2 separate regions of the Homo sapiens genome follow, and region 2 is linked to region 1. A link is an interaction called in ENCODE POLR2A ChIA-PET data of the cell type or tissue named here. Cell type or tissue: HepG2. All regions are shown on one strand.

What was found. ChIA-PET counts read pairs that join two places held together with the same protein. Peaks named below come from ENCODE experiments on the same cell type or tissue, not always from the same donor. Only the 100,000 strongest peaks of a DNase experiment are listed, where the experiment ranks them.
Region 2: POLR2A ChIA-PET joins it to region 1 with 8 read pairs; 1 of 35 experiments calls an interaction of 5 or more read pairs at or near these places.

What each region holds. Positions count from the first base shown.
Region 1 is chr16:50,437,268-50,439,767 of GRCh38, forward strand. No RefSeq gene overlaps it. Among named protein-coding and RNA genes, the nearest start is that of LINC02178, 43 kb to the left of the region's middle. In HepG2, no CTCF peak of the experiment used is centred here; a DNase peak (open chromatin) is centred at 1,024.
Region 2 is chr16:50,656,181-50,658,680 of GRCh38, forward strand. No RefSeq gene overlaps it. Among named protein-coding and RNA genes, the nearest start is that of SNX20, 24 kb to the right of the region's middle. In HepG2, no CTCF peak of the experiment used is centred here; a DNase peak (open chromatin) is centred at 1,268.

The sequences.
Region 1 (2,500 bases):
GATTGCTTGAGCCCTGGAATTTGAGGCTGCAGTGAACCACGATTTTGCCACCGCACTCCATCCTTGGTGACAGAGCCAGATTTTGTCTCTAAAAACAAAAGCAAACAAACAAACAAATTGAGGCTCAGAGAGGTTAATTGTCTTTCACAAAGTCACACAGCCAGGGTAGTAAGGCTAGACCTAACCCCTGCCCAACTGACACCACTGCTTGTGTTCTCACTCTCTGGCCTAGGCTCTTTGTGTGTGTGTGTGTGTGTGTGTGTGTGTGTGTGTGTGTGTGTGAGACAGGGTCTCACTCTGCCACCCAGGCTGGAGTGTAGTAGCCTGATCACAGCTCACTGCAGCCTCGACCTCCTGGGCTCAAGCAATCCTCCCCCCTCAGCCTCCTGAGTAGCTGGGACTACAGGCTTATGCCACCACACCCAGCTAACCAGGCTGAGTCTTAATGTTGGAGTGAGTCCTGTGGTCCACCAGGCTGGGCAATTTAGGGGCTCCTAAGTCACCCACACAAGCCTCCCTCTTCCAGGCCCCCCAGCCCTACTCCCTCTTCTCTGGTACACAGAATGCCTAATGAGACTGGCACTGTTCCCGAGTGACACCCCCGAGTGCCGTAATGTGTTTTTGTGTGCAAAACCCTGTGTTCAGCAAATTGCTGTGACCAAGACCCTATCCAGTTACCTGACGCATCAGAGGTATGTTCTGTGGGGCTGCCAAGCAAAGCAGAGAATAATACTTCTAAGAATTTTAACCATTAGATAGAAAAAGCGTGGTCCTGGCAGCCCCTGGCAGGCACTGCCGAGTGGGAACCAGATACAAAGCAAACAAGAAGGGCGAGTGGCACGTGTGGCCTGTTGTCCTTGCCGGTGGGTCAGCCGCCCTGGCCCCACAGTTGCATTGTCAAAGCCACCAGTCACCTGACTTTTGTTGCTGGCTGGCTGGAGACCGTGGCCCTGGGTTTTCCATACATCAGCTTGGAACTCTGAGCTGAGATCAGCTTCCTGGAGGGGTGGGTTCAGTTTGGACAACTGCTGAGCAGAGGGGTATTGGCTCTGATGCCACGCTGAGAGCTTCTGTGGCTGTCCCTCATCTCAGTGGCCTGTGAACTTCAGGCAGGTGACTCATCCTCACTGGAACTTACTCGGGATGGCAATCAGAATATCTCCTTCATTTGGGAGGATTAGAGAAGTGAGTGAGTTCAGAGAAGCAAAAAAGAACCGAGTCTGGCTCACTCCTGAGACTCTGCTGCTGCTAGCTGTTACCTGAAAGTCAGGCATTCATGCAACAAATATCCATGAAGCACTGCCTAGGTGCCCTGCCAAGTGTGCACAATGGTAAGTAGAACAGATTTAGTCCCTGCCTTCATGGTGCTTACGGTCCAATGAGGGTGATGGGCAGCTAAGGAGTCCTATCAACAAATATGACATTGGAATGGGGTCCAGTGTTGGGGAGAGAGTCCTAAGGTGTCTATGATGGGAGGTTTTGCTGGGTAGGGAAGTTGGGAGAAGTCACTCTGGGGGACTTTGGGGGTGCTCTAGACTTCAAAAATGAGGACATTCTCAAGAAGCAATGGCAATACAACGGAGCAAAGAAACACTTTTCAACAAATGGTTCTGGAACAACTGGACATTCACTTGCTAAAAAATGAATCTAGACACGGAGTTTATACCCCTCACAAAAATTAACTCAAAATGGATCACAGGCCTAAAAGTAAAATATAAAACTATAAAACTCCTAGGAGATAACAAGAGAAAATCTGATGACCTTGGGTTTGGCAATGACTTTACAGATACAGCACCAGAAGTGCAATCCATGAAGGAAAGACTTGATAAGCTGAGCTTCATTAAGATGAAATACTTCTGCTATGGGAAAGACAATGTCAAAATAATGAGAAAACAAGCCATGGACTGGGAGAAAATATTTGCAAAAGATACATCTGATAAAGAACTGTTATCCAAAATATGCAAATAACTCTTTAAAAAATCAACAATAAGAAAACAAGCCAATTAAAAAGTGGGCCAAGGACTTTAACAGACTCCTCACTAAGGAAGATACACAGATGGAAACCAGCATATGAAGAGATGCTCCACATCATATGTCATCCAGAAAATGCAAATTAAAACAACAACGAGACACCACCACGTGCCTGTTAGAATGGCCAAAATCCAGAACACCGACATCACCAAATGCTGATGAGGAGGTGGAGCAACAGGAACTCTCACTCATTGCTAGTGGGAACACACAATGGCACAGCCACTTTGAGAGGCGGTATGACATGTTTTTTTGTTTGTTTGTTTTTACAAAAACTAAACATACTCTTATCATACAATCCAAAAATTGCACTCCTTGGTATTTATCCAAAGGTGCTGAATATTTACGTCTGCATAAAAACCTGCACATGGAAGTTATAGCCATTTACTTGTCAAAATGTGGCAATTGGAAGACAACAATCTTCCCATGTCTTTCAGTAGGTGAATGGATAAACTGTGGTGCCTCCAGACAA
Region 2 (2,500 bases), 220 kb after region 1:
CAGATCCCTGATGAATGGCTTGGTGCCTTCCCATGGTAATGAATAGGTTCTCTGTAGGTTCATAGGAGAGCTGGTTGTTTAGAAGAGCCTGGCATCTCTCTCTGTCTCTATCTTGCCCTCTCTCTCACCATGGGATGCCCGCTCCCCTTCACCTTCCACTGCAAGTGAAAGCTTCCTGAGGTCCTCACTAGAAGCAGAGGCCAGGACTATGCTTCCTGAACAGCCTGCAGAACGCTGAGCCAAATACATCTTTTTTCTTTATGAATTACCCAGCCTCAGGTATTCCCTTATAGTGATGCAAAATGGACCAACACAGGGCCTCAGTTTCCCAGTCTGTACTTGCGGCCTCTAATAGAGACTCTTCCAGTGTTGGCCTGTGATGAGGCTGGAAGGGGCTGAAATTGTGCCTAGAAATGTGGCTAGAGGTAGAAAAAACTGTATTTGCCAAGTCCTTAGGGATTGTTGCAGGGGGTGAGGTGCCTGAAGATACATGTTCAAGTGATAAAAGATCATCAGAAATGACTGTCTTTTGTCACAAATGAAAAGAAGTAACAGGTTAATCAAAAAAGACAGTTCAGGCCCGGCACCGTGGCTCATATCTGTAATCTCAGCACTTTGGGAAGCCGAAACAAACAGATTGCCTGAACTCAGGAGTTTGAGACCAGCCTGGGCAACATGGTGAAACCCCGTCTCTACAAAAAATACAAAAATTTGCCAGGCGTGGTGACTACTGCGGAGGCTGAGGCAGGGGAATTGCTGGAACCCGGGAGGCAGAGGTTGCTGTGAGCCAAGATTGCGCCATTGCACTCCAGCCCGGGTGACAACAGTGAGACTCCGTCTCAAAAAAAAAAAAAAAAAAAAAAAAGCCAGGTGTGGGGGCACATGCCTGTAGTCCCAGCTACCAGCTACTTGGAGGCTGAAGTAGGAGGATCATTTGAGCCGGGATGCAGAGGTTGCAGTGAGCTGAGATGGTGCTACTGCACTCCAGCCTGGGTGGCAGATTGAGACCCTGTCTCAAAAAAAAAAAAGAGAGTTTACATAGTCAGATGCAGCTTGATCTAGGAGTTTGAGATCATCAGGACAGGACTCAGCATCTGTCCATTTCCCACCCTATCTTTTGGCTCCATTTCCGAAGTTCCTCTTGGCCAAACTCCCTGCAGCTCCAGGCTCACAGCCCTACCCCAAGCCCAGCAGGAAGGGGCGTCTTCTCCCTCTCTGAGCAGTCAATCTCAAAAAGCCCAAGATTGCTCCTGTTTGGTTCTGATTAGGTCACATGCCCAGTTTGAAGTCCATCGCTGTGGCCAGGTCTGAGTCATACACACAGCCCCAGCTCTGGGGATGGAGTCAGTGCCTCCTGAAGGGTGGGTACCCTAAAGCAAAATTAGGAAGCTCTGCCCGGGAGAAGGGGAAATGCAGGCTGAGCAGCCCACCCAACTGATGTCAACTACTGGCGCCAAATTATCAGCCTGCCTGAGGACCCCTCCTCTGCCCTTGCCTGCAGCCTCCTCCCTTATCTCTGCACCCCCACTCTACTCAATGCTAAAAGCCACCCAGCCCAAGATGCCTTGCGATTCTCCTTCCTCCAGGCGAAGGAAAGGGGGCTGCAACCACATTCTCTCATTCGTTTCTCTGACATCTTTTGTCACCTATCAGGGGAACAAGTAATTCCTTTGATCATAGCAAAAGGAGGAAGAGTATTTAAAACACGGCCTGTGAAGATTTGCTAAGCAGAAATTGGGAAAGGCAGTCAGTGGCAGGTTTCAAAGCAGAAACATGATTTCTAGGCACCAGACTTGCTTGTCTGAGTATTGTTAAAAAGGATGTACTCCACACACTCACCTGCAGCCTGGGTTTTTAAATGGGCCAAGGGACCCCGAGGTGGGGAGAGGGTCCCCAAGGGACTTGATGGGAGGGGTTTCTGGGAGGAAAGCGGCAGCTCAGAATTCCATTCATTATGCATTGGAGCCCAGCACAGCTGAACGCTCAGAGGAAGGAGTGCTGGGCTGCGAGCTTGAGAATTGGTGTTGCCCCTGGCACTCTGTGTGACTCCAGACCCGTCCTTTCCCTCTCTGGGCCTCAGCATCCATTCCGGATCAGGGGCCGGATCAGAATTCAGAATCTACCTTCTTTCCCTCAGGCCTCCTTCACATTTTCTGCCATATCCACCATCACCTGACCCTGCTTTCCATTTAATATGGAACATTTCTGTCACCACCATAAATGAAAGAAATGGTATCAGCCCATAATAAGAAAAACCACCACAAAAATACATGCAGTGAAAAACAACGTGGCCATCGATTCTAGCTGGACAACTGTGGCCTGCCCTAAGCAGCAGGAGGGGGCTTCCCTCTTGTTAAAAATGGAGATATGGCCGAGTGCAGTGGCTCACGCCTGTCATCCCAGCACCTTGGGAGGCTGAGGTGGGTGGATCACTTGAGGTCAGGAGTTCGAGACCAGTCTGGCCAACATGGCAAAACCCCGTCTCTACTAAAATTACAAA